2 separate regions of the Homo sapiens genome follow, and region 2 is linked to region 1. Evidence: chromatin loops called from intact Hi-C (ENCODE). Cell type or tissue: Calu3. All regions are shown on one strand. Links, peaks and the distances in the headings refer to the core of each region. The heading gives the core; the rest is flanking DNA. Region 1 overlaps LOC102724968 (a long non-coding RNA gene). Region 2 overlaps LOC102724968 (a long non-coding RNA gene).

Region 1 (15,298 bases), core at 4,538-7,037:
TCTCAAGGGGCTCCTCAAGGTGTCAGCAGGGCTGCCTTCCATTTTAGAGGCTCTAGGGGAGATCCATTTTCTTGTCTTTTCCAGCTTCCAGAGGCCACCACATCCCTTGCCTCCTGACCCCTTCCTCCATCTTCAAAGCCGGCAAGGTTGCATCTCTGACCCTTCTTCCCTATTCACATATACCTCTGACCACAGTTGGAAGGGTTCTCCAATTTCAAGGACTTATGTGAATAAATTGGGCCCACCTGGATAATCCAGGATAATCACCCCATCTCAAGGTCCATAATCTTAAATCACTCTGCAAAGTACTTTTGCAATGTCAAGTAACAGGTTCACAGGATTAAGGCATGGACGTTTTTAAGGGGCCATTTTTCTGCCTACCACAAATGTATATCTTTAACTGCATGTCATTACAATGATTTTTTCATAAAAGATAAATGAGGTCCTTATAACTACAGAGTCTTCTATTCTTCCACTCTTCCTCTGCCCTCTCCCACTTTCTTATATGTTACTGAAAGTGAGTTTCTTACATCAAGTGTAAATCCATTGCACAGTTAATTCTAAGGCCTTTAGTGTCCCTAATTCCTCTTCTTTCGGAGGTTACTTTGCTGTATCATCATTAAACCACGTTAAAATATGTTCATATCTTATACTACATGAAACTTCTATATAACTAGAGTTGAAGTGAATTTGTTGACAAACTGTTGTGTCTTATGTACATTTAATTAAAATTAATTTTTTATACTTTGCAGTTTTCTTTACTTTTTTATATCCCAGCTATTTTCATAGATCTCAGAACAGTTCATAGGTCCATAGACACTGCCTTAAAGACTCAGTGAACAAGAAGACCCTAGATCAATAGATATTCTTCCAGGAGAAGGGGGGAAGGAGAAAGAAAAAAAGAAAATAAAAGAAAAAAGAAAGAAAGAAAAGGGAAGAAAAGAAAAGAAAAGGGAAGGGAAGGAGGAAGGAAAGAAGGAAGGAAAGAAGGAAGGAAGGAAGGAAGGAAGGAAGGAAGGAAGGAAGGAAGGAAGGGAGGGAGGGAGGGGAAGGAGAAAGGGAGGTGAAGGAGAAAGGGAAGGAAGGAGGAAGAAAAGAAAGAAGAGAGAAAGAAATAATGGAGGGAAGAAGGAAGGAAGGAAGGAAGGAAAAAAGGGATGGAGGAGGAGAGGAGAAAACTTGATTACTTAGTGCTCTCTAGTGTGAAAACTCAATGACCCACTCTCTCTTCCAGTGCCAGGACCATCGTTCAGACCATCCATGAGTAATTCAGTCATTTGTTTATTCATTTATACAACAAATAATTCCTTTGCACCTGTAAAGGGCCCATTCCTACTGGGCACTGGGAACACCATGATGAATAAGGCCCTGTCCCCATCCTCAAGGATCTACCAGTCTTTACCTAATCTTGTATGTGAGTGGACACACATCACCTTTACTTGAAAGAACGGGGCTGGCCCACTGTCAGGGAACCTACCTACCATCACCAAGAATGGCTAGATGAGTACCAGGTCTTTACGTGCATAGATAACAATTCAGTTCCTTAGCTGGCTTCTTTCCTATTTTGTTATAACTTACATATAGTGATGTGCACAGATTTTAATCACACCGGTCTTTCAGTTTGACTGAAACCCATAGAACGTCCCCAACACCCAGAAACGTTCTCTTCTGCCCTTTTCCAGCAATTCCTCCTCCCTGGAAGCAACGACTGCCCTGATTTCTCACCACGAGTTAGCTTTGCCTGTTCTGGAACTTCACATTTGTGGAGTCACACAGATAAACACTTGTGTCTGGCTTTTTGTGCTCAGCAGGATATTTTTGAGATTCATTCATGTTGTTGTGAACAGATCAATAATCTGTTTATTTTAACTGCTGAGTTGTATCTCACTGTATAAATAGACCATAAATGTTTACCCATTATCCTGTTAATGAATATTTTGAACCATTTCCAATTTTAGGTTATTGTGATTAAAGCTGCTATGAATATTTTTGTAAATAATTTTTTGTGGATATATGTTTTCATTTCTCTCAGATAAATATCAAGAAATAGAATTACTAGGTCATAGGCTAGATGCACATTTAACTCTTTAAGAAACTGTCAAGTCATTTTTTAAAGTGGATGAACCATTCACAATCCACCCATGATGTTCTGGCGGCTCCACATGCTCACCAGCATCTGGACTTGTCTTTCCCATCTTTTTTGCTCTACACACTCTGGAAACTCAACTCAGAACTCTGTATTTACTTATTTTTTTATATTTTTAGAGACAGAGTCTCCCTCTGTTGCCCAGGCAGGAGTGCAATCACACAATCATAGCTCACTGCATCCTCAAACTCCTGGGCTCCAGGGATCCTCCCACCTCAGCCTCCCCAGTAGCTGGGATTAGAGGTGTGTGCCACTACACTCAGCTAGTTATCTTATTTTTTGTAGATATGAGGTCTCGCTCTGTTGCCCAGACTGGCCTAGAACTCCTGGCTTCAAGTGATCCTTCCACTTTGGCTCTCCAAAGTGCTGGGATTACAGCCATCACCCACTGTGTCCAGCTAGAGCTCTGTATCTTTTTAACTGGAAATGTTTAATCTAGGGTGTAAAGAATGCTTCAGGGAACCTCAGGTCCCTCCTAGAATTGTAGTTTAAAGTGTATGCATATTTGTGAGTGTCCATTTTTCTGAGAGAAGGAAATGCAGTTTTCAAAAACTAATGAAGTACAGCTCTAAGAAATACATTTACATTTGAAAAAACAATTCTTAAGAATCAATGGAGCTTTTCTTACCTTCTAAGATGGAACTAAACCCAGAAAGCAATCCACAAACTGCTCCTCCAGGGACAAAGGAGTGGTGGGAAGGATGGTCAAGGTTTCCTAGCAAGAGCCTCTTTAGGGCCTATTGGAGGCTTGCTCCATTAAGATTAAATCTTGCAAAGACTGTAGGCTGACAATACCTTTTGTCTAAGAGTAAGAAAGAGCCCTCCCCAGCCACACTTGCGGGCATTCCTCCTACTGATCTGGCTGTACCACAAAGGTGAACTATGATAAAACCACCTTTTCCCCCTTACAACCTACAGCCCCCAAACAGTATCCCCAGACAGCTTCAATATCACACCAGCACAACTGATGACTTTGAAATCTGCAGATCTACCTTCATCTGCGTAGACTCCAAATATCTCCTCAAAATGGACCTGCTTAGACCTTGGAAGCCCTGTCTGGATAAAGATCCCTTTTCCCTGCTGCAAAAGTGCCTAGCTCTGCTCTGTCCAATACAGAGCCACATGTGGCCAAGCCGCACTTGAAATGTGACTGGTCCAAATTGAGATGTGCTGACCCCGTGAAATACATACCAGATGTTAAACTTAGAATGAAGAGAGAAACATTTTAAAAGATCTCATTAAAAATTTTTCTATTGATTGGATGTTGAAGTGATCATATTTGGGATAAGTGGGTTAGATAGACTATTATTAAAAGTAATTTTACCTGCTTCTTTTTAAACTGTAACTACTAGAAAATTTAAAATGGCATATGTGTCTTGCATTATATATCTATTCTATCCCCTGATGTAGCTTATTCTGCTCTGCACGGACATACGTCCCAAAACTCAGGCCAGCTCTATGTGGCCATCATCACAACCTGGTAGATTAGATGCCCTGGGTCCGTCTCCCACCCCACCATCTGCAAGAACTTCAGCAGAACTTCTTGTGGTCTTTATACCGGGTGTCAAACAGTTAACACTAGCCCCTGGTGGTCTGCCCAGGTTCACAGGTCAAGCAAGCTGCTGCCTGTCCCTAAGCCCAACCATGAGCCTCAAAAGAAGCCCATGGCCATGCACTGATATGATGAAGAAGTGGCCAGCCAGCAACTAGTGACACAGCATCTGGTACTGAAGCCAATCAATGAAGTGCAAAGAACCCAGGAAGGGGGACCAACCAGCCTCCTTTGCCTGAGACTGGGGAGTTTCTGGGAAGTGGAATTTATAGGTTTTTTGGGTTTTTTTTAGATGAAGTTTCACTCTTGTCGCCCAGGCTGGAGTTCAATGACACAATCTCAGCTCACCGCAACCTCCGCCTCCCAGGTTCAAGCGATTCTCCCGCCTCAGCCTCCTGAGTAGCTGTGATTACGGGCATGTGCCACCAAGCCCGGCTAATTTTGTATTTTTAGTAGAGATGGGGTTTCTCCATGTTGGTCAGGCCGGTCTCAAATTCCCCGACCTCAGGTGATCTGCCTGCCTTAAAGTGCTGGGATTACAGGCATGAGCCACTGCGCCCTTCCAATTTTTAGTTTTTAAAACAAGGCAGGCCTAGGCAAGCGAAAATAAGCTGTTCACCCTAGACCCAGGTATGCACGTGAGACCTGATTCTCAGGGGTCCTAGGGCAGACCAACCCTCCCACCCACCAACAGAGCCTTGAGATATTTGTGGGATGTGCAGGGCAAATATAAAAATTCCAACCGCTGCAGGCCTCACCTGGGCCACTGCCTTCCCTGAAACAGGTGAAAACTGAAATTCTCAAGCCACACCCACTAGAGCAGCAGGAGGAAGAATGGGGGAAACCCTTTAGCAGTGATTTGGAATCCCACTGTGTCCCTCCTCCATGAGCTGTCTGTGTGTGACTGAGCAGCTCGCTTCCCTCACTCTCTGGGGGTGGGGTCAGGGTGGGGAGTCTGTCTGACTCACTGCCCAAGCCACAGGCCTGTCTGCTTGTCCCCAGACAGGGGACCTACCTACCCACTGTCCTTCAGCTCTGTTGTCAGCCACAGGCTGTGCCCAAGAGGGCACATGGGGTTGGTGTGGGGAGGAGGGTAGGTTTCCTTGGCTGAGGCAGAGGAAGTTGCTTTCTGTCTCAAGTTCTGCTCACAGGTCAGACATTACCGGCCTTGTGATCATCAATCTCCCATTGTGTCCTTTCAACACGTACCAGTGTCTTCAACACTAAGTCCCTTGCAGAGGGAATGGGATAGGGACCGAACCTCACATGCTTTTCTGCTTCCCTGTGGATTTGTGAGGCTGATATCCAGGTGAAGAGATCAAGTAGAGTTTTGTTCATTCACTCAAATGTTCACTGTGCCTAGTAACAGGCAGACACTGAGAAAATTGCTAGAAATACAACAATGAACAAAGTTCCTGCACTCATGATGCTTACTGTCTACTGGGGGAAACCAACGATAAAAGAGTCAGTACAAAAAAAATTAATAAGTGTTAGGGGAGGAGAAGAGCTGGGTACTGTGAGAACACATATCCAAGGATCTATCGTATTCTGGGCAATCATGGAGTACTTCCATGAGGAAGCATGGTTTATGTTGAGACCCAAAATGAGGAAGAGTTAACATATACTTAACTGTGTGCCCTAGACCTTCAAGGATGGGGACTGCCTCTCTGAGCAGCTGCAGGGAGGCCTCTGGAGAGGTCTCTACACTGTGATGCTGGGTTAGCCTTACCTATGAGCTGATACACGCAGGCCTCAGAGCAGGGCCTAGGTTGTCCCCATTCAGGGCGGATTCTAGGACCTCTCTGGAAGGAAGAGACCCCAGGCGTGGGAGAGTAGGACCTAGTCTCAGGAAGGAACACAGGCCCTAGATTAAGACTGTGGGCTCTCGAATCCAACAATCTGCATTTGAATTTCAGGGCCATCTCTGAGTCTGTTTCCTCATCTGTTAAATGGGAGCAAAACAGCACGTATTTCATAAAGCTGTGGTGAGAATTTTAAAAGGCAATCCATGGAGAGAGCTGAGGGTGGTGTCTGGCACACAGCAAATACCAAATAAAAAGTGAGATTTCCTGCTTTCAATTATTAGTGTTACAGTGAAGAAAGATACAAAGTGCTGTGGGAACCGACTACCTCCTATCATTTATCTTATAGGAACAATCATTTAAAAGAAACTCCAAAACTGGCAAAATGCCACATTGTGTCTCAAGGAAGAAATATTGGATCTGAGCCTGGAAGGGTGGCTATGTGACTTGCAGAGAAAAAGTATGAAGAAAGGCACGAAGACCAGAATGGGTGGGGCGCCTGCAGGAGCAGTGCCGGAGTGCTGGAGGGGAGAGGAGATGGCAGAGCGCCAGGCTAAAGGGCTGGGCAAGGCGGGGCAGGAGGAGCCGGAAGGCCCTGCTAACAACCTTTGCCTTCATCCTAAAGGCAGCGGCCAGGCTACTGAAGATTTGAGAGTTGGTTGGTGATCTGTTGGGGTTTGCATAGGCAGAATGGAGATTTCCTGGAAAAAAACAGGAAGCCAGGGACCAAGGAGGGGGCTGATGTGAGTATCTAAGGCCACCTCAGACATTTATCAGAACACCCAGGGCTGTTTCTTGGTTCTGTGCCTTGACAACACACTATGTCCTCTGCTTGGAATTTCAACAAACTTACCTTCCAAAAATTAATCAAGTAATTCATTTATTCAACTAGTATTAATTAAGCACTTATCCTGTGTGAAGCTCAGAATCTCTACTCTCAGGAAATTGATGGTCTGGTGCAGGGGCCAGCAAACTTTTTCTATAAAGAACCATAGAGTAAATATTTTAGGCTTTGTGGAACATAGGGTCTCTGTTACAACTCTACCATTGCAGAGCAAAATCACCCATAGACTATGGAAATGAATGAGCCTGGCTGCATTTCAATAAAACTTTATTTACAAAAACAGGCAGTGGGCCAGATTTGGCCCAAGGGCTGGTCAATTCCTGTTAAAATATAATATAAGCCATAAACATGAACCATTATCTATTTAAATTACATATGCAATTAAAAATGTTCTAGTAGCCACATTTTTAAAAGTAAAATAAATGAGTGAAATTAACTTTAATAATGTATTCTATTTGATGCAATATATCCAAAATATTATTTTAACATGTAATCAATATAAAAAATTATTAATGAGCTATTTCCTATTCTTTTTTATACTAAGCCTTTGAAATTTGATGCATATTTTACATTGACAGCACATGTCAATTAGGATTAGCCACATTTCAAGTGCTTGATAACTACATGCGACTGGTGGCCACCATATTGGATGGCACAGGTCTAGCAGGATAGTGGAGGGTGGCTAGGGGAGAGGACGAATGGCTGACTGATATTGGCTTAGGGCATAAATTAACTATGATACCAATCCAGCTTGCCCACTTGCTTGCTGGGTAATTTTTGGCATGGTTCTTACTAATCTGGGTATCTTTAGGCCCAAAGTAACAAATGAGGAGTTAGCTTTAGCCCCTAGGTTCCTTCCAGCTCAACAATGTAGAGATTCCAGACTCAGGGTTTAGTGGATGGAGTCAACAACTTGGATTTTCTTTGCTAAAAAGCACCTTGGATAGTACAATCATCTTGTACTGTCTTGTACTTGTATTCGCATAAGGCTTTCTGTGGCAACCCCACCATCCACATCTCCAGGGGCCTGTGAGGGTGGCTGTCTGCTCCTGAGGGGTCAGGGGATGTATACGTAAGGTAGAGAAGGGATAGGAGAATCGCCCTCTCCAGCTCTCTGAGAAAAACGTGCCCCCCTCAAACACACACAGGCACATACATGCATGCATGCACACACTCAAACACACACACAAGAACACACAGACACACATGCACACATGCATACACAGGGGCACACACACACACATGCACACACAGGTGCACACACAGGCACACACATGCACAGAGGTAACAGCTGTGATCTCCGGGCCTTAAGGTGCAGGACATGGGAACAGAAATACACTCCTCATGAGTCAGAGGGTGAGTCAGAATGTTCTGGAGAGCTTCAGAAGGGAGCAGCAGGAGGGGCTCATGGTGAGGAAGGGAGCCAGGTCCCTAGGGGAGAGGGAGGGAGAATGGTCAGGTTTCCCAGTCATAAAGCCAGGGAAACACGTCCTGTAAGGAATAGGGTCTGCTGCCTTGCCAATTTGGGTCCCGAAGGATAGCCTGTGCAGGGGAATGCAAAGTGAGGGGCATTAGGAGAAGGAGATGGCCTTTTGGGCTGCCAAGTAGGGAAGGATTCAGACAGGGGTGTATAAAGCCAGCTCTGTGAGACAGATCACCTGACCTCCGTGAAGGCTCAGTCTCAGACTGTCGCACTGCAGCAGCAGTGTTTCTTGAAGCCTGGGCTGCTGAGTGAGTGCATGGTTGTTGCTAACCCATGCTGAACTGGGGAAACTGAGGAAGAGGCCACACTGGTGTCCTATTTGGCCCAGGTTGGGACAGGTGAGATCAGTTCTGCATGGCAGGGATCTGTGGGATATACTGACTGTAGCCTAATTTAGGCACATGACCAGGGCTGGGGAACAGCTAAGCCACCTTGTGGGGCTGTCAGAGCTCAAGAGGGCTCGACAAACCATCAGATCCAGGCAGCAGTCTGGCAGAACTGGGTGGGAGGACAGGATGAGGACACCTTCAGGAGGAGCCAGGGATAATCTGCATCAGGAGCCAGACCAACCAAAAAGGGAGGGGACTGAGGGTCTTGACAGATGCAGCCAGGCTTGTGAAGTGGCCCCTACAGTGTGGTGCTGGGTTTGATCACCTCCTGGCTGACCCACTCAAGCCTAAGGGCAGAAACTAGGCTGTCCCTAGTCAAGACTGATTCCAGGATGTGGGATAAAGGGGTCCCTGCAGAAAGAACCCAGGGGACCCAGGCATGGGTAGAGGAAACTGAGTGGGCAGAAATGGCCCCTCCAACCCATTCCCCATCTGCCAGCTCTGTGTGCACAGTGTTCACATCACCCTGTCTTAGTTTGGGTTCCCTGGAGAGCAGAGCCTGCGATAAGGCCTTTGGTACAGGTAGTTGATTTGGGAGATGACCCCAGGAAGTACTCCAATGAGTACTGAAATACTCCAATGAACATTTCCTTCGAGCATCATGTTTCTGCTTTAAAAGTTTCAGATTTTGGAGCATTTTGGATTTTGGATTTTCAGATTTGGGATGCTCAGACTGTATATGGGAATATTACTGAGATCCTTACTGTAGGCAAAGGGGGCTTGGGTGTACCAGGATCTCTAGGAAGTGTACAGAAGGCCTCCCAGAATTTTCCACCTGAAAAACAGGAAGCTGGGACCTTTATCCACTAGTCTCCATGGCTTTATGGTTGAAGGCTGCCCCCAAGAGGGCTCACTTCCTGCCATCCCCTCCCCTGTAACTCTGGAGAAAGCTGTGGGGCAGGATGAGGAAAGATGTGGAGTGCACTGGAGGTGGGAGTCAGGCTGTGCTGCCCTCTCACAGCTGTGCACCCCTCCCATGGCTTGAAATAAACTTCAGACTCCTTCCCATGGCTTACAAGTCAATTTAAGCCCTGGCCCCTGCCTGCTTTTCCAACCCCATCTCCCTCCTCCCTCCCCCTTGCTCATAATGTCATAGCTACAGGTACTGATGAACAGCCATACTGGTCCCCTTTCCATTCCCAGAAACTACCATGCTCCAGAGACTTTGCATGAAACTCTGCAACACATGGTTACAATGGTCAACTCCTTCTCAACCTCAGGTCTCAGAAAACTATCCCCCCCCTTAGTGAGATCTCCCCGATAAATGAATCTACCTGAGGTCAAATCCCCCTGTATTCTCTCCCATATCCCAGGAACGTGCTAGTAAATGTTAACAAATCGTTCTCAAAGAAAAACAAAAGCCCTCATTTGTTGTGTCTCCTAATTTTCATAATGTAAATATTCCCATCATGGTCAATATCAAGCTAGCAACATGTGGTCACTGAATATGGTTTTAGGCAAAGAAGTACAACAATGCACAAACTATTATATATTATTTTCATCGTATAGATACAATAGAAGTAAAATAATTGAGTCATGCATTTCATTTTTCATTTTGATTTTTATATAATTTATATGATTTATTATATTATATATTATTTATTTATTATATTATATATTATTTATTAAAATACATATTATTTATATAATTTAATGTTTATAATGGCTGTGTTTAACTACTAGCTCACAAAAACCCCTGAAAATTTAACAATTGGCTCTCATGAGCTAATATGAATCAGCGCCAATTCATATCACCAACTTATATCACCTGTGTGCACTTCTTAAAATGTAATTATTTTTCATCCTTGCTTTACTCTTTTTATGAGAGCCTTCTAGAATGTGGGTTCCTTGAGGGTAGAAGCTATGACTCTTTTTTTCTCAGCTGTGTTCTTAGAAACCAGCACAATACCTAACCTACAATAGGAATCCAATAACTATTTGTTGAATGAAGGCATAAATGCATGAATGCATGGGCAAATGAGGTCAATAGGGTTGGGCATGCCTCCTGTGGACTGAAGAGGGAACACTCATCTTGAGTGACCCATGTTGAATGCCACAAGTCTTGTTGGGGTGCTTATGACAGGGGTGGGAGCAGAACAGGCCCAGAGGTTCCAGGCTGGAGAAGCCAGAAAGTGGTAAGGGATATGAATCTGGAATCATTGCTGAAGGCTCTTGGGCTCCCAGGGGTAGCCCCTGTTAGGGCTTTATCCCCTCCCTACAGCACAGTTGGCCCCCTGGCAGGTGGGGCTCTCAGACACATCCAAAGCCAGCAGAGTTCTCTATCCCAGCCCTCCACATGAGGCTTTGCATGGAGGGCTGAGCAGGCCACCTAGGTTCAAAGGTTTGCCCAATCTGCTCTGGTATATCTGGGATCCCAACAATTCCTGACACCCAGGCCAGCTGCACTCCCTACGTAGGGGTGGCCAAGGACCTGGAGAAAAGCAAGCTCAGCAAGCCTGTACTCATCAGCTCTCCAACGTGTGTCCGACCTTCTGCCAGCCCCTCCAGCCTGGAAGCCTGCTGTCCTAACAGGAGACACCTGACTTCACCTGTCTGCAGCACCCAGCACAAAGCCTGAGCAAGGCAGATGCAGGGAATGCTTGCAGCATGAACGAGCCAATGAGTAAGGCAGCTTCCCAGCAGAGCACATGTGAATCAGCAGTATTTCCCACTCAGGCCAGTCTCAGGCCTGGCACTGGGAAAGAGCACAGAGGTACCAGGCCAGCTGTACCCTTGACTGCAATCCAGGGTAGTGGCCAAGAACCCAGCCCTAGAGTCAGCCAGACTGGGGCCACATCCCAGCTTTGCTACCTGGGCCTTCATTTCATCATCTGTAAAATGGGGACAAATCATCATAGCACCTACCTCAACAGGTGACTGGAAGAATCAAATGAAATTGTGTAAGTAAGAGGCTTGCAAATTTCCTGGAACAGCAAAAGAGCACAATAGATTTAGCCTTTAATTTGTGAATACTTATATAGCAAACTTGTTGTGCCAGGAACTTTGTGCCTTAAGCCCCTTAGGAGTATTAACTCATTTAATATCATGCTTGTATTGAGGTCTTAATGCTACACTATACTGCCTCTCATTGTTTTTTTTTCTTTTCATTTGTTTCATTGATTTTATTTGGATTGGTTTGAGTTGGGTTGGATTTTTGCTGTTATTATTATTATTACAAAATAAGTTTCTTCCTCTCGTTTAATCTCAATATTCTTTTCCGTAAAATGGGGCATTGGGTTAAGTGACTTCTCATCCAATGTTTTCATTGCTATCAATCTCCTGTTTCCTGCCTCTTGGTTCACACCAGCTATCCAGACCTTTCTACATCTCCATCTGCAGACTGGATCCTACTGCAGGGACCTGACCCGGGAGACTGGGCTTAGGAGCCAAGCCCCAACTTCCAGCCCTTCACAGCTTGTGTTACCAGGAGAACATGGAAATGGTGGACATCTTGCTCAACTGGGAGGCTATGGAGACAAATGGTCACTCATCCCCAACTAGGGTATATGGTGCCAATTCTGGTCTCACTTTCCCATTGGAGAAAGTCCTGAAGGATCGGCATTTTAAGATTAAAATCCCAGAACTGCCAAGTTCATTCATTCTTCAGTCCATAAGTATTCAGAGCACCCACTGTGTGCTGAGGGCTGGGCAATGCTTTGGGAACAAGGGAGGGAATGAGACAGGAAGATGGCTGCTCCATCAAGTTTAGTACAGTGGGGGAAACAGAAAATAAACAAGTCAACATAAAAGTAAACTCTAACTCCTTTCAGAAAGCATCAGAAGCTACGAAGAGTGTAAAGCAGGCTAAGAAAATGGATTGGGCTATTCACAATAGCAAAGGCATGGAATCAGCCTAGGGGCCCACCACAAGCAGATTACATAAAGAAAATGTGGTATGTATATGCCATAGAATACTACACAGTCGTGGCCGGGTGCAGTGGCTCTTGCCTGTAATCTCAGTACTTTGGGAGGCCAAGACGGGCGGATCACGAGGTCAAGAGATCGAGACCATCCCGGCTAACACAGTGAAACCCCATCTCTACTAAAAATACAAAAAATTAGCAGGACGTGGTGGTGGGCGCCTGTAGTCCCAGCTACTCAGGAGGCTGAGGCAGGAGAATGGTGTGAACCCGGGAGGCAGAGCTTGCAGTGAACCAAGATCGCGCCACTGCACTCCAGCCTGGGATGACAGAGTGAGACTCCATCTCAAAAAAAAAAAAAAAAAAAAAAGAATACTACACAGCCATAAAAAATAATGAAATCATGTCCTTTGCAGCAGCAACAGGGATGCAGCTGGAGGCCATAATCCTAAGCAAATTAATGCAGAAACAGAAAACCAAATACTGCATGTTCTCACTTATAAATGGGTGCTAAACATTGAGTACACATGGACATAAAGATGGGAACACTCAACACTGAAGACTACTAGAAGCGGAAGGGAAATGGGGCCTGGGGGTTGAAAAACTACCTATTGGGTACTATGCTCACTACCTGAGTGGTGAGATCCATACCTCAAACCTCAGCATCACGCAACATACCCATGTAACAAACTTGCACATATACCCCCAAATCTAAAATAAAAGTTGAAATTATAAAATAAATTTTTTAAAAAGACAGAGTGGCTAGGAGGATGGTCAGGGAGGGATCTTGCTATGGAAGTGATTTAGGAGCTGAGACCCAAATGGGGAGCAGGTAGAGAGCTCAGACTGTTAAATGAGCAGGCCTGGGTGGCTGGAGTTTAGGAATCAAGGTGTGTGTGACTACAGAGACCATGTAAGTCATATAAGGACTGGTAAGCCATATAAGGAGCTTGGATTTCTTCTAGGTGCAATGAGGAGCCAATGGAGAATTTTTAGAAGGAAAATATCAGCCTTTTTACATTGCATTTTATTTGCCTGTACACAAGACTTATTGCATAATTTGTGGGGCCCAGTGCAAAATAAAAATGAAGGGCCCTTATTTAAAAATTATTAAGACTTTGAAGATGTCATGGGGCCCTCCCAAGCATAGCCATGCCAACATGGCTGCCCATGGAGCCAGCCCTGCCCATACAAAATATGTTGGCATTAATAAAGCTTTATTTAAATTAGCAAATATGTATTGATGACCTAAAATAAGCCAGACACCGTGCCAGGCACTGGGGGTATGAAAAAGTGAATGATCAAATGAAGAAAGCCATTTTGACCTTAATTTTTCTTTTGATTCACTCCACACACAAAATGCCAGCGGACTAACCCGCCTTCACATGTTTAATGGTGATCAGACCCATAAAGGTTCAGGCCATCCTTTGAATGGATTTGACTTGATTCCTTAGTAATAATGGGAACCATTATTGCACATCCACTGTGTGTCTGGCATACATGATTTCACATAATCTCCCCACCACCAGCCCTCAACAAGAACCATGCAAGGAAAGCACAAGGTGAGAAATCAAGCTCAAAGAAGAGAATTAACTTTTCCATGTTCATTCTGCTTACTGGTAATTATTGGAGTGGGGATTTGAACCCAGATCTCGTTGAATCCAGAGTCCTCCCTCTCTAGGTGCACAATCCTGCCTCCTGTACACTGTGTATTCAAATGGCTGCTCAAACTAAGGATTTAGATACAACCTTCAATAATCTTGAGAGTAATTAATGTCTGTGGAATATTTACTATGTTCCAAGCCCTACACTAAACTCTCTGTGTAGATCTTCTCATTTATTCCTATAAACAATCCCCTTGTGCATATAGCACTATCTCCATACTTTTCTAGTGGGAAGACCAAGACTAAGAAAGGTTAAGTAACTTGTCTGATTCCTCCCAGATAATAAGCAATGGAGCTGGGAGAGAAGCCGAGCTGGGAGAGAAGCGAAGCTGGGCAGCCCAAGGGTCTGAGTCCTTGCTTCTATTCCCTGCTACTTCTTTTCCTCTGCAAAAGCTATGCAGATCTTGTTTCTGTGGCCAGTTGGTCACTTTCCTATTGGAAAGGCCAGAGCTCAGAAGTCCAAAGAGCCTGGCCCAGGGAGAAGGTGTGGGGGTATGACCTGGTGTCAACATCAGGGCTGAAAATTGCTTCATGCCCTGCTCAAGAGGAACAGGAAGGTCTGACTTCTCCCCTAACCATGGGAAAGAGTTACTTTTCTAAAAAAAGCAGGGCCAGAAACATGAGTGTGAAATGTCAGGGCCCTTTCTACCTCAGCGTTTCCTTTTGTCTTGGCCTTTTCACCAATGGAAAGAGCTATCTTGAAAGAGGAAGATGTGCTCACTCTTGGTTTTCTAACCAAGGATCTGAGAGACTTCCCTAAAGAAAAGCGCCAGGCAGGAAGGTTCTGGGGCTGGGCATGCCTGGGAAGGCTGGGCCCCTACTCTGCACTGCAACCTCACAGGGACTATCAAGTCAGGACTCTTCGGCCTTACTCTGGTATTGCCCAGAAGAAATTATTAGAGAAAGGCAGGCATCTGTGGATGCCTCCTGGTACAGCCCATTGCCCTCAAGACACAGAAAATCCAAGCGCCAGGGGAAATGGCAGCACAGGTCCAGAAGCCTCTGTCAGTCCCAGCTGTGCTCTGGTGTAGTGGACTCTGGTGTCAGGCCAAGGCTGCATTTCGACAAACTCAGTAGGAATTCCACAATGCTACTCAATTATTGTGAGACCCATGCAAGTCCACAAATGACTTTGGTTCTCCTGATCCTTATTTTTCTGAATTAAGTGATGTAACTTGTATTAAGAAACATACAAATAGGGAAATCTAATTCTTGGTCTCAGTGAAGTTGCAGAAGAGCAGCTGAGGGAAGTTGTGAGGACTAAGCTCAAGGGTGCAGAATTATTATTACCTGATAACATAGCATCCAGCTGAATTGCTGAATCTTGGGGTCTAAGTTTTGTAAAAGAAGAACTACATGCCCTTTCATACCAGAAGTCCCCCATTCTCATATTCTTAGCATTGATTTGTCTTACATCTCTATTTCAAGTCTCTAGATCTCTAAGAGTGTCTATCTATTGCTTGTACTTCATTGCTTTTACTATGAAGTCTTCAAAATTTTTAGGTTCCAAATTTCTCCCTTCAAAACCTCGTAGCGGCTTCTCCATCTAGAAGAACAA
Region 2 (15,298 bases), core at 7,127-9,626, 68 kb after region 1:
CAGAGACACAACCAAAAAAGAGAATTTTAGACCAATATCCTTGATGAACATTGATGCAAAAATCCTCAATAAAATACTGGCAAAACGAATCCAGCAGCACATCAAAAAGCTTATACACCATGATCAAGTGGGCTTCATCCCTGGGATGCAAGACTGGTTCAATATACGCAAATCAATAAATGTAATCCAGCATATAAACAGAGCCAAAGACAAAAACCACATGATTATCTCAATAGATGCAGAAAAGGCCTTTGACAAAATTCAACAACCCTTCATGCTAAAAACTCTCAATAAATGAGGTATTGATGGGATGTATTTCAAAATAATAAGAGCTATCTATGACAAACCCACAGCCAATATCATACTGAATGGGCAAAAACTGGAAGCATTCCCTTTGAAAACTGGCACAAGACAGGGATGCCCTCTCTCACCACTCCTATTCAACATAGTGTTGGAAGTTCTGGCCAGGGCAATTAGGCAGGAGAAGGAAATAAAGCGTATTCAATTAGGAAAAGAGGAAGTCAAATTGTCCCTGTTTGCAGACGACATGATTGTATATCTAGAAAACCCCATTGTCTCAGCCCAAAATCTCCTTAAGCTGATAAGCAACTTCAGCAAAGCCTCAGGATACAAAACCAATGTACAAAAATCACAAGCATTCTTATACACCAACAACAGACAAACAGAGAGCCAAATCATGAGTGAACTCCCATTCACAATTGCTTCAAAGAATAAAATACCTAGGAATCCAACTTACAAGGGATGTGAAGGACCTCTTCAAGGAGAACTACAAACCACTGCTCAATGAAATAGAAGAGGATACAAACAAATGGAAGAACATTCCATGCTCATGGGTAGGAAGAATCAATATCGTGAAAATGGCCATACTGCCCAAGGTAATTTACAGATTCAATGCCATCCCCATCGAGCTACCAATGCCTTTCTTCACAGATTTGGAAAAAACTACTTTAAAGTTCATATGGAACCAAAAAAGAGCCCGCATCGCCAAGTCAATCCTAAGCCAAAAGAACAAAGCTGGAGGCATCACACTACCTGACTTCAAACTATACTACAAGGCTACAGTAACCAAAACAGCATGGTACTGGTACCAAAACAGAGATATAGATCAATGGAACAGAACAGAGCCCTCAGAAATAACGCCGCATATCTACAACTATCTGATCTTTGACAAACCTGAGAAAAACAAGCAATGGGGAAAGGATTACCTATTTAATAAATGGTGCTGGGAAAACTGGCTAGCCATATGTAGAAAGCTGAAACTGGATCCCTTCCTTACACCTTATACAAAAATCAATTCAAGATGGATTAAAGACTTAAACGTTAGACCTAAAACCATAAAAACCCTAGAAGAAAACCTAGGCAATACCATTCAGGACATAGGCATGGGCAAGGACTTCATGTCTAAAACACCAAAAGCAATGGCAACATAAGACAAAATTGACAAATGGGATCTAATTAAACTAAAGAGCTTCTGTACAGCAAAAGAAACTACCATCAGAGTGAACAGGCAACCTACAAAATGGGAGAAAATTTTTGCCACCTACTCATCTGACAAAGGGCTAATATCCAGAATCTACAATGAACTCAAACAAATTTACAAGAAAAAAACAACCCCATCAAAAAGTGGGCGAAGGACATGAACAGACACTTCTCAAAAGAAGATATTTATGCAGCCAAAAAACACATGAAAAAATGCTCACCATCACTGGCCATCAGAGAAATGCAAATCAAAACCACAATGAGATACCATCTCACACCAGTTAGAATGGCAATCATTAAAAAGTCAGGAAACAACAGGTGCTGGAGAGGATGTGGAGAAATAGGAACACTTTTACACTGTTGGTGGGACTGTAAACTAGTTCAACCATTGTGGAAGTCAGTGTGGCGATTCCTCAGGGATCTAGAACTAGAAATACCATTTGACCCAGCCATCCCATTACTGGGTATATACCCAAAGGACTATAAATCATGCTGCTATAAAGACACATGCACACGTATGTTTATTGCGGCACTATTCACAATAGCAAAGACTTGGAACCAACCCAAATGTCCAACAATGATAGACTGGATTAAGAAAATGTGGCACATATACACCATGGAATACTATGCAGCCATAAAAAATGATGAGTTCATGTCCTTTGTAGGGACATGGATGAAATTGGAAATCATCATTCTCAGTAAACTATTGCAAGAACAAAAAACCAAACACCGCATATTCTCACTCATAGGTGGGAATTGAACAATGAGATCACATGGACACAGGAAGGGGAACATCACACTCTGGGGACTGTTGTGGGGTGGGGGGAGGGGGGAGGGATAGCATTGGGAGATATACCTAATGCTAGATGACGAGTTAGTGGGTGCAGCGCACCAGCGTGGCGTATGTATACATATGTAACTAACCTGCACAATGTGCACATGTACCCTAAAACTTAAAGTATAATAATAAAAGAAAAAAAAAAAAAGAAGGACATCAGTCATATTGGATGAAGGCCCACAGGAAAGAAAGGCCTCATTTAATCTTAATTACCTCTTTAAAAATCCTATCTCCAAAAGCGATTACGTTCTGAGGTACTAGGGGTTTAGGGTTGCAAGAACAGGAATTTGGGGGGATACAAGTCAGCCCATAACAGCATGACATTGTCCTGGGTTTGGAACTTGTGTTCAGTATTTACTAGCTATATGATCCTCAGAAAGAAATGTCCCTTCTCTTTACCCAAAATTTATTACCATTAAAACAGGGATAATTTATTATATTTCATGATATGTATGTGGGTATATGTATATAATATTTTATCTTAAGCATTTCGTCAAGTTATTAGGTATCTCACTATAATATAAATAAGAAGTTTGAGGGCTGCATTTTTCCACTTCTGCCACTATACCAACATGTATTTAACCAATCCACTCTTAGAGTATATCAAATTGTTTCTAACTTTCTACTAACTTTCTACTCTAACTTTCTACTCTTACTTGTAGTAAGTCACAAGTCAGTTGAGTCAGTGTCAGCAAAGTCATGCTTCCTCCAGAGGTTTAGTGTAGGATCCTGCCTAGGCTCTTCCAGCTTCTGGTGGCTCCTGACATTCCTTGGCTGGTAGCAGTGTCACTCCAATGCCTGCCTCTGTCTTCACATGGTCTTCTTCCTTGGGTCTCTTTGCATCTTCTCCTTTTCTGTCTCTTAGAAGGACACCTGTGATTGGATTTAGGGCCCACCCTAATCCAGGATGATCTCACCTCAACTGTATTAGTCTATTGTTACGCTGCTGATAAAGACATACCTGAGACTGAGACTGGGTGATTTATAAAGAAAAAGAGATTTAATGGGCTCACAGTTCCATGTGGCTGAGAAGGCCTCACAATCATGGCAGAAGACAAAAGGCATGTCTTACAAAATGGCAGGCAAGAGACAGAATGAGCTTGTGCAGGGGAATTTCTCTTCATAATACCATCAGATCTCATGAGGATTATTCACTACCATGAGAATAGCAAGGAAACGCATGTCCACATGATTCAATTGCCTCCCACACACGTGGGAATTGTAGGAGCTACAATTCAAAATGAGATTTGGGTGGGGACACAGCCAAACCATAACAGTGCTATAATGAATAAGCTTGAATGTATCTTTATATCATTCATATCTCTGATATTTCCTTAGCAATAAATTCTGAGAAGCAGAATTAACTGGTCAAGGGATATGTATCTTTTAAGATTCTTTTACATCTGTTGAGAAATTCAGGAGGTAGACTCCCAACATTAGGAATAAAATTTCATTTTTCCCCATACCATGGCAAGAACTAGGGATTATCTTTTTTTTAATATATTTGTCTATTTGATGGGTGAAAATGATATCTTTTTACTTAATTTTTATTTTTTTCACCATTTCAACAATTATTTAAATTATTTCAAAAAAAAAAAGTATTTTAAAACAAGGAGAGCCTTCTGCCCTGCTGACTGGATATTTGAAATGTTCACAGAGCCCTCGGGAGTTTTGGTTCTTCATTCAAACTTTCAATTCCATAGAGTTTCTCTATCACATCTCAACTGACTTTTGTCATGCTCTCCATATATGTAGTTTTTTAAGATTGCCAACTCTATATTAGTTGCCTACAGCTTCCACAACAACTTACCCCAAAGTTGGTGGCTTAAAACAACAGAATTTTATTCTCTCATAATTCTGGAGGCCAGCAGTCCAAAATCAAGGTGCCAGCAAAGTTATGCTTCCTCCAAAGGTTCTAGTGTAGGATCCTGCCTTGGCTCTTCCAACTTCTGATGGCTCCTAACATTCCTTGGCTGGTGGCAGCATCATCCCAATGTCTGCCTCTGTCTTTACATGACCTTCTTCCTTGGGTCTCTTTGCATCTTCTCCTTTTCTGTCCCTTAGAAGGACACTTGTCATTGGATTTAGGGCCCACCCTAATCCAGGATGATCTCACCTCAAGCTCCTTACCTTAATTATAGCTGCAAACATCTCATTTCCAAATAAGGTCACATTCACAGGTTCCAGGGGCTAGGACTGGACATATCCCTTAGGGAACAGTTTTCAGTCCATTATGCCTCCAGAGCCCGGCTCCTTTGAAGTTCCCCATGGAGTCAGTTCACTTCCATTCCATTAGCTGAATGGTGAGTGCTACTGCCCCCACTATTTGGTTTCTCTTGACACATGAGAAAGCAAATAGTAATGGCTACAACTAAATAAAGGAATTGTTTGTCTTGTTTCTATAATGTCATGTGAAGAGTTTCACTTTTTTTTCATATACAATGAACATTTGTTGCAATGCATAGGACAGTCTACTGACTTAGGGTGAGCAGGGGGGCAGAGAGGAGCAGGTGTCACATGTTGAACACACAATGCCCCCATCAAAAACCTCCGTTAAAAAACTCAGATTCTATGAGGGAAAGAATGACAAAAATAAAACGATTTCAATATAAACTGAACATTGATGAGAAATATAAGCCAAACATCCTAGGGCATCTAAGAAAGGAGTGTGCTATTCTGCCTGAGAAAAGCCAGGAGGGAGGAGACACTGGACGTGGACAAGGAGGGATGATCATTGATCCATCCAGTGGCTCAGGAGGGAAGGGCATTCCAGGCAGAGGGAACAGTGTGTTCTAGGCATAGACTCAGAAGTGTGCATGGGAAGTTTATTGAGGAGGTGGGATGTCCAACATACCCAGAGTGCAAAGCAGCAGTAGGGCCATACGCAGAGTATCCCAATTAGAAAGTCTTATTGAAAGAAAATAAGATAAATTTGTGAATAACACAAAATGAGGTACAGTTCCGAGTCCCCCACCAAAATGCCGATCTCTCCCTCAGTAAAGGCCAGACATAAAAGGGTACTGCATGATTCCATTTAAGTGACGTTTCTAGAACAATCCAAATCTATAGTGATTAAAAAAAAAAAAAAAAGCAAGTTAGTGCTTGTCTGGGGCAAAGTGTGCAGGGAGGTTGCGTGTAAAGAGACAGGAAGGAGTGGTCCGGGTGACAGAAATGTTCTATGCTTTGATTGCAGTGATGGTTACCCAAGTATATACATTTGTCAAAACTCACAAACAGTCCCCTTAGGTGTGTGGATTTCATTGTATATTTATACCTCAATAAAGATGATTTTTAAAAATGTAGGAGCAAAAGGGAATATTCACTTAGAATGAGAAAAGAAATTACAACTAATTATAAATTTTGTCAATAAAAAGCTGAATAGTACCAGAAACATCTCAGCCATTCAGAAAAATAGCCATTTTGTGCATTAATGAACTGCCGACCTACTTTGATAACATTGTTTTTCCTACTTGTTTTGGCTTCATTCTCTTTGTCTCTTCCCATGTCAGTAGTAGTATAACAAGTTTTATAATATTAATGGTTGATCAGTTTGACTTTTATTACTGATAATTTAGAAAATGTCTCTCCACTTCCTAACTCTTTGTTCATATCCTTTGTATTTTTTAAGGATTGTCACAAAGTTTGGCAAAACCTCCATGAATTTTTTTCGTATTTGAGCTCTGGAACTTGTAAGGATTGTCCACAGACTAGCTTCCAGCTCTGTACATTTCAAACTTGGTTTCTCCGCCATACTTTGGGCACCACAGAACACGTTCACGTCGTGAAACAGCCTCTGGCCCCAAACCTTCACTTGGCAACATTCACACATCACATGTGAGTCGGCACAGTAGGTGGTACCAGTGTCCTTGGAAGCAGATTTCGACACTGGGATGATTAGCAATTACTTACCCGTATATGGAAGCGACTGCAAATCACACAGCTATAAGCCCAAACTAAGTGTATCCCCAACTCAGTATCTTCTTAGCCAGATTCCCAAAGTCCTTGGGACCGCTCTAACAGTACAGAAGAGACAGAGGAATGGTACAAATATCAGAGAAGAAGAGAGAGTGGCCTTAACCTATATCAGTTTAAATATCTTATTTTCACAAATTTGGCAGAACCACATGGCCATGGGAATACATTGCTAGGACTGCTAGCAAGGACTCTAAAGCTGAAAAACCTCAGGGGCTGCTCAGTGAGGCTGCCTCAGGGCAGTGGCTGCCGTGGGTAGTTTTGGGAAAGTGGTCGGGACCAGATTTGGAGAGCTTTCAGTCAGGTGCTGAAATACAGCCTTTAACCTCCAGGCAGAGGGGCTTTTCCTTTAACGAAGAGAACAGAATCACTTTGTGTTGGTGGGGGAACTCTGGCAGCCATGGAAAGGGTTGCTTCAGGGTTTACTGTTTGTTTGTTTTAGTTTCTTCTTTTAACTCACAGCATTTCTTATGCAACCCCCCTCAAAATAAAAATACCTTTTCTATTTAAGTGTCTTTAAATTAAGAAAACTGTATTAAATACATTAAAGATAATTTTGAAAAAAGCCCAGAACTCCCCCCTACCGCGGCCAACCAATTTCACCAAGCTAAACTTGTTTAAGTCACTTAATTATCTAAGTGAACAAAGTGGTTCAGAACATACACTGCAAAGTAAAATTCCTCACTTCAAAATTTGGCACCACCGCTTCCTAACTCTGTGACTCTAGGCAAATTATCTAAGCTCTGCAACCTCAGTTTCCTCATCTGTAAAACAGAAAAAACAATAGAAGCTAAGTGTAGAGTCACTGTGCAGATGAAATGAGCTGATTCACTGGGAGCACAGGGCACCATTTCTGACTCAATCAATGTTAGCAGTGATGAATATTTCTGTCTACCCCTTCCCCAGGCAGATATGTTTTATTGAGTCTCCACCTCTGCAGGCTCTTTTTCATGATTCTTTATCATTATGCCAACCATTAAAATATTCAGGGCCAAGCGAAACATTTCAACTAAAAACAGCTAGTTGAATGCGTTGTGTGGCCCGTTTCCTGAGAGCACTTGAGGGGAGTCGTAGGGTGTCGGAGAAATTAGTCACTGAGAAGGGACACAGAAAGAGGGAAGCCAAGACAAACTGTGTTAGTCAGGACTCTTTGGGTTTCAATAGAAAAAAGCCCAACTCAAACATATTTAAGAATAAAAAGGCAAGATTGGCAGAGCATGGAGGCTCACGACTGCAATCCCGCACTTTGGGAGGCCAAGGCAGGCAGATCCCTTGAGGTCAGGAGATTGAGACCAGCCTGCCCAACATAGCTAAACCCTGTTTCTACTAAAAACACAAAAATTAGCTAGGCATGGTGGAGGGCGCCTGTAGTCCCAGCTACTCGGGAGGCTGAGGCAGGAGAATTGCTTGAATCCCAGAGGCAGAGGTTGCAGTGAGCTGAGATCGCACGACTGCACTCCAGCCTGGGCCACAGAATGAGACTCTGTTTCAAAAAAAATTTTTTTAAAGACAGTATTGTCCCCTACGACAGAAGGGAAATGGGGTAATGGTACTGCATGCTTATCTGGATCAAGGAGCTCAAATAATATTGTCAGGCATCTCCACTTTCTCTCAGCTTTGTGTCCCTCTGTACATTTCCTCATTTTCTCCTCTAGCTATCGTGATGCAGAGGGCAGTGGGCATGTCCCCAGACAACCCCAGGCTGACATCATTGCTGTTTAGCATCAACCAAGGGAAGAGCTCGTCAGCTTGCCTCATGTGGCCACAGATGGTAGGATATTGTCCTTGGCAACCTCACCAGAACCCTAAGAAGGGAAGGGTGAGGTGATATTCCCAAGAGAAAGGGTGAAGGGATGCAAAACAGACAGAGAGATGCCACTTGACAAGGGTTCTCATGGCCAAGGTCAGCCATTGCATCTTCAATCACAATTTCCATTTCAAGACTCATTTCCCACCCACAGGGTGTGGGCTTCTTGGAGGCCTCAAATGGTGGGAGTCTGTCACCCACATGGACTCTGCAGCAAGCCGCCACCTGCTTCTTCATAAGAGGCAAACTCGCTCAGAGGCCTGGGCTGCGGCTGTGGGCGCCCAGTCAGGCACTGGGCATTCTTGGGCCTGGGCAGTTGCTGAGTCAAAGGGCCGAGGGCCAAGGCACGGGCTGCCCTATCCTGCTCCCCTCAGATGGGTGGTACTGAATGTTCTCCAGGCGATGCAGGGCTGCTGTGCTACTTTAATTGGAGACGGTGATGGTGAAACCTTCAGGGGAAATTCAGGTGCCAAATGCCTCTCCTAGAGGCGCATTAAAAGTGTCTAGTAGTTGACCAACCCAAATAGCAGGCATCTCTGGGGAATTTCCCAGCAGGGGCCTCGCCCTATCACCTCCTCCCACCTCCCAGCACAGGAGAAAGAATCCTGCCATCCAGACACACCTGGCTCTGCCTCCGCCCCTTCCAACCTGCAGATTCTTAAGCAATTTTCTTCACCTCTCTAGGCCTCAATTTCCTTATTCATAAAATAGGAATTATACTATTTTGTCTGGAATAATAAGATAATGGCCATAGATCTATTTGAATTGTTTATTTTTACTTAAGTCAGTTTTGGCAAATTATATTTTTCCTAGAAGCATTCCCTTCATAAAGATGTCCAATGTTTTGGTGACCAGGCACAGTGGCTCACACCTGTAATCCCAACACTTTGGGAGGCCGAAGTGGGCAGATCACATGAGGTCAGGAGTTCAAGACCAGCCTGACCAACACTGTAAAACCCTGTCTCTACTAACAATACAAAAATTAGCTGGGCGTGGTGGCACATGCCTGTAATCCCAGCTACTCAGGAGGCTGAGGCAGGAGAATTGCTTGAACCCGGGAGGCAGAGGTTGCAGTGAGCCAAGATCACGCCACTGCACTCTAGCCTGGGCAACAGAGTGAGACTCCATCTCAGAAAAAAAAAAAAAAATGTATGTCCAATGTTTTGGTATAAAATTATTCACCTATCGTTTTGTTATTTGTAATGTCTGTCTGCTGTATATGTAGCGAGACTTTCCTTTTCATTTCTAGCTTTTTTTGTAGAGTCCATTTGGGTTTGTTGAACCTCCCTAACAGGCCTTATGTTTGTATTATTAACTTTTGCTCTTATTTTGTTATTTCCTTCCTATGTTCTAAACCTTTCTGGGGTTTAGTCTATTATTCTGTTCCTATCTGACAGTGGTAGCCGGTAATCAACCGGATTGGTCACACACGCAGTGCCCTACAAGTTTTGTCACCCTATGTCACGTTGTGTCCCACATGGTCTTCTTTAGTACTCCCAACGACCCTTAGCTCTGAACTCGTCAACAGCCTGTCTGGTCTTAGATCCATTTGGCACCCTTCCTCTGACCTCCTGTGGGATCTACGCTCCCCAGGGTCCCTTGTCCTCCGGCATCAGGGTAATTTTAACCAATGGGAAGCATGTGAGCAAGACTACAAGGGAGAAGCCAGGATATGTTTCTCCCTTCCCCTCTGCTCCTAGTGACATCTCTGGCAGTAATTACTGCTATGGTGCCACACCCACGGGGCAAAAACCAACATGGTCTTAGCTTCTGCCAATGGCCAGACTCCTAGAATCTGATAACAATACCTCCTCCCATTGTTCCTGCAGCCCTAAGGGGGCAGGTGCAGCTTCCGGCTCTTACTAAAATCTGAATTGCCTCTCAGTGTCTTCAGTCATTTGTGTGACTAACTCCCTGTATTAAATTTTCTTTGTTTGAAAAACCTTGAGCAATTCCCATTTCTTGGCTGGCAATTGATGAATACAAACCCTTTTTATAGGTGAACCCTAAAGTGAGGTTCAGAGAATTTAAGAGAGAAGATATAGAAATATGAGTACTCAACCAAAAAAAAGAAAGAAAAAAGAAATGCCAGTAATGAAAACACCAGCACAGAGCCTGAGCTCAGGTCTAACTCTGATATTTTCTAGCTGTGAGATCTTCTGAGCCTCTGTTTTCCCATATGCAGATGTGGATGGTGACTACACCTACTGCATAGGACTGTTGTGAAGATGAATGCAGCCACTATTTCTGACATTTAACTAAGCAAAAAGCCTGGCACATGGCCACACAGCTAAACATTGGCTGAACTGGGATCCAAATTTCCTATTTGGTGCTTATTACCCTGTGCCAAGCAGCCTGAATCAAGTTGCTGATGATTTTAGTTCTCATGAAGGGACTTCCTGTCTTAACCTTGTGGACTGGATCCTTTCCTCAGAGATTCTCCCCCTAAGAACTCCCTTCCCTCCTCCCCCCACCGTCTCCGCCACATGAAATGATCTCCTCTCTTCCCCCACTGAATAACTGCAAGTGGCTCTCAAGCTGATTTGTCCTCCCAACTTCCCATAAGGAACCAGATCACTAGGCATAGCTGCAGGGTATAACTCAGCCTCAGCCTCCCTGAAAGCCAGCACCAAGGAGGGCTATCAGAGACCCCAACACATGGCCCAAGGCCCCTGTGCCCAAGAGCCCCCTGAACCTGCTCGGAGGTGTAATTAAGTGAACTTTGAAAGCAGCCCTCCCACTGTGGGCTCACAAACCCCAAGGAACCCGGTCTCTAATATCCCTGTGAAAGTCAGCCTAGCCATTCACCAAGGAGGAAGAGACTGCAGCCTGTGAGCGTAGAGTCTGGAATCCTACCCTGGCTTTATTTGGGACACTTTGGGCCCAAAGACTCTGATTTTGGTGTCTATTGAGTCACATCTCTACTTCCCTCCTTTGGGAGAAATACGTCCTTGCTTATCAGTGCTGAAGCCTCTACCGCTTACTATCAGTTTCGAGGATGAACCTCTGGGATCCAACAGAGACTTAGACTCAAGAAGGGAGGGTTAAGCTGGTGCAATACTCACCCATCTAAAGCCAGGGCATCATGGAGTACATCCTGGAGTAGCTGCCTTCTCAATACACCCCCATTTGGGGGCTCCTAGATGGTTTGCTCTCGTAGGCATGCCTTGGCCCCCAAAAGTTAGATTCTCAGTGCATGCATGTGGTCACTGACATGGTCATTCATTCATTCAACAAAACTGCCATGATTCCAGCATCATGTGCCCTCTAGACAGAAGAAACACTGCCCCATCCCTGTCGGGGGCTACACATACAAAGAAACAAAGCAGCCTTGAATCCACCCTTTTATGAGCTGAGTGATTTTCATTATTTCTTGCATTTTAGAATTATTTTAAACATTACCTCCTCTTAGGATGCCCATGATGTCAGAACCATGGCAGTTTTGATGAATGAATCAATAATAAGGGAATATTATTAGAAAGCTAATAATGTCCCTTAACTTTCAGAGGTACCCTTATGTTAATAATCAGGTATAGTCTTATGTATTTTGTCCTATATTTATAAAACATAGATACGGCTTGAGGTTTGGAGAAGTAGGTTGTTTTATTTTGGTTTTGGTTTAGTTTTTTGTTTTGTTTTACGAAAATGAGATTATGCTATATAAATTTCTTGGCAAGTTGCTTATCTCAGTCATCAGACCACAGCTATCACTTCAGATCAATCCACTTATATTTGATTCATTTCATAGCTGTATCCTATGTCATATCACACCATATTCAGTCATTCCCCTGTAAGGAAGTGGGAAATACATGCTCACAGCGTTAAGCCATTGCCGTTTTGTTGCAGGATCTAGATTACCCTAATCCAGTGGTTCTCAAAGTGTGGTTCCCACAGAAGCAGCATCAGCATCATCTAGGAAATTGTTAGAAATGCAAATTTGGGGGTCTGTCCCAGAACTACCACATCTTAAACTCTGGGGTGGGTCACGGAAATCTGTGTTCTGGCGTTCTACAGGTGATTCTTGAACACATGTTAAAGTTTGAGAACCACTGCCCTAACCTGTACCATGTCATTCATCTTCCACGAGGACTATGTCCATTTGTTTGCCCTCCACAAACAATTGCAGCAATTACAGCTGGATGCCAGCTTCTTTGCAGAAAATATTTTCTCAAGCTGGAAAAATACAAGAAGTTTCTAGATAAGCAAACTTAGATGAGGACAAGCTAGCTACCCAGTTGCTAATTAACTCATTAATTCACTCTTTCAGGATGTATTGAATTTATAGTCACAGGCATAATGCAAACATATGCCCCTGTGTAACATATTTGGGGAAATGTGACAAGCAGATTTTTCTCAAATGATCTGGATGCCTGATGTGATTCTTCCTTAGGTGCAAAGAGGTTGCAATTGGTGAGTTCTGTTTGCAAAAGACCAACCACCTGGAAATGCAAGCGTGGAAGCCATGAGAGTGCCAAAAAATGTGGAAGATGGAGGCAGAGAGAACCAGACTTGAATCCTGGCCCCACCTCTCACCCACACTCCCTGAACCTCAAGTTTTGCATCTATAAAACTGTGGTGATAATAAAACCTACCTATAGGGCTGTTGATCCAAACTGTATTTTGTAGCTCCTCCAGGGAAGTTTTCCAGTCAACCTAATGCTTCTCTATGGCTGTTCAGGGAATGAAAAAATGAGGAAGGAATTAATGAATTATTTCATGAGAATGCCATTTTCCTCTGCTTCTTTCATGTTAAGAATTATATAGAGCATGTGCCACTGCTGTCTTCTTCATGAAACCCCCTGAGAGGCAAGGGTGGGGTGGAAGGTGAGGATGGCCATGGGAGTAAGCAGTAAAGCTCCTGAGCCGTCATGAGCCTGGCTGTCCATTCAGGAGCTATGAATGGAATGGTAACTAAGAGGAGCAGGGTGTTTCAAGCTTGAGCATGCATTAGATTCCCCTGGAAGTTTTTTAAAGCACAGATGACTGAGCCCCACCCCAGAGTTTTCAGATTAAGTAGATCTAGGGTGGTGCCTGAGATTTTTCATCTCTAACACATTCCCAGACAATGCTGATGCTGCTGGTCTGGGGATCACACTTTGAGAACCACTGGGTTAGGTCAATGACCCAGGCTGATGAAGTCTCCACCATAATCAACACTTGGTTTCTAAGATTACACTGAGTGTTGACATCCCACTGGCAGGAGAGCAAACAAATGAAGAAACTCCACCTTCTTCTTAAGCTCCCTGGCCAGAAAGTGATGCACATTCCTTCCACTCACATGTCATAGGCCCCACCTTTGCAAAAGGACCTGGGAAATTTAGTCCTTGGATGGGCTCCTTCTTAGTAAGCCACTTTCTTCCCAGGCATGCAAAGGGGTCACAGATCACTTAGTGTTGAGCCACTGCCACTGCCGTACATGACAAGTCATCACCTCATCTCCAAATCTTGGGCCTTGCCACCAAGATGTGGGTTAGCCCAGCCACAACCTCAATTCAGATTCCGAGAGCTAAAAATGTACTGTGAACAGAACATGCTCTGGAAGTCATGGGAGAAGGGGAAGCAGGACCTATGGAAAGATGGATACCTGGGCCTCATCTTCCTTAGACTGCTTCTCAATGACACAAGTCCATGAATGTCTCCACTCCCACTGAGGGCACAGTGTGTACAGTGGAACCATGGACTTGCAGTCGGATGGAAGAGCCATCACTCACCAGCTGTGTAACTTTAGGCCTCTCTGCCCCTGGTAGGTATTGCTGGTTGACATAGGGCAGCACCCAGATTGTAGCTCCTCCACTTCCTGCCAGGCCTCCTCCTCCAGCCTCCTCAACTCCTGGCCATGAATGTGTGCAGCAATGTGACAATAGCCATCACTTCTCCAGCAGGTTACTCACATCATCAAAGTTGGGGAGTTCGAGGAGATAAGAGACCTATGCAGATTCAATGCCTCCTTATATAATCCAGCTCACATTCTGCTTTGCCCTTGCCCTACAGTTCCTGTCAATCCTTCCTTCCCCACCTGCTTGTTCTGTTGACTGTAGGCCCAGACACCGAAGCAATGGCCCCCTGTAGATGGTTGAACCAGCTTCCACAACTGCACAGGATCAAACCCTCATAAGAAAGCCCTCAGTTTATGCCATTCTTAGTGGTTTTGCTTCTCTGGCTGAATCATGACTGATACGGGTGCTTTTCTTCCAACATTCTCATTTAATTTTCTGAACAACTCCACAAGAACATTCTTGTTAGTCTTATTTTAGAGATGAGCAAAGTGAGAATCAGAGAGGCTAAGTCACCTGTCTGAGATTCCACAGCTAGTGAGTGGTGTTGGGGCTGAGACTTGAACCCGGGCCTCTCAAACACCAGTACTTTGACCACTATGGTATTTTGTGAGCTCCTTCAGAAGAAAACTGGGCCCCATGAGATGGTCAACGCAATATCAGGTTTTCCCCTGTGTCCATGCCAGGATCCTGCTCCTCTGTGCCCCCAACAAAGGCTCATCCACTGTGACACGGGAAGAGGCTTCCTTGACAAGGGCCTGTTGTCTGCAGAGTGGCCACTATTTTCTCTCCCCTGTTTCCCCTCTAGCTCTGGCCAGAGGTTCCCAGTGGGTTGATTATCCCATTTTTATTACAAATCAATAGGAAAAGGAGAAAAGCTTTCTGAGAAGATTCTAAGCCTAATTAAAAACCCAGGAGAGGGCTGGACATGATGGCTCATGCCTATAATCCCAGCACTTTGGGAGGCCGAGGCAGGCAGATCACCTGATGTCAGGAGTTCAAGACCAACCTGGCCAAGATGGTGAAATCCCGCCTCTACTAAAAACACAAAAATTAGCCAGGCATGGTGGCAGGTGCCTATAATCCCAGCTTCTAGGGAGGCTGAGGCAGGAGAATTGCTTGAACCCAGGAAGCAGAGGTTGCAGTGAGCCAAGATCGCACCACTGCACTCCAGCCTGGGCGGTAGAGCAAGACTCCATCTCAAAAAAAAACACAAACCCAGGAGAGAACATCCCTCAAAACTATTCTGCTCTTGTGTAAAGACACATATGATAGGAGAGACGGTGCAGAAGAAAGAAACAGGCTTCCATTGCGAGGTGTGGAGACCTGCCCATGAGAGAGGCAAAGAAAGGCAGAAAAGAAAACAGATGAAAATGGAGAAAATGACAGAGGAAAGGGGGAGGGGGA

Evidence for each region. Hi-C counts contacts between places; a loop is a spot of excess contacts. Peaks named below come from ENCODE experiments on the same cell type or tissue, not always from the same donor. Only the 100,000 strongest peaks of a DNase experiment are listed, where the experiment ranks them.
Region 2: a loop joins it to region 1, with 5 times the contacts of the local background. A loop is called at or near these places in 2 of 110 quality-filtered maps.

What each region holds. Positions count from the first base shown.
Region 1 is chr20:40,557,537-40,572,834 of GRCh38, forward strand. It overlaps LOC102724968 (a long non-coding RNA gene), which reads right to left. Exons shown (of 8, transcript XR_001754596.2): 8 at 11,034-15,286. Among named protein-coding and RNA genes, the nearest start is that of MAFB, 120 kb to the right of the region's middle. In Calu3, for the core only: no CTCF peak of the experiment used is centred there; DNase peaks (open chromatin) are centred at 4,695 and 6,025.
Region 2 is chr20:40,622,879-40,638,176 of GRCh38, forward strand. It overlaps LOC102724968 (a long non-coding RNA gene), which reads right to left. Exons shown (of 8, transcript XR_001754596.2): 3 at 12,710-12,787. Among named protein-coding and RNA genes, the nearest start is that of MAFB, 59 kb to the right of the region's middle. In Calu3, for the core only: no CTCF peak of the experiment used is centred there; no DNase peak of the experiment used is centred there.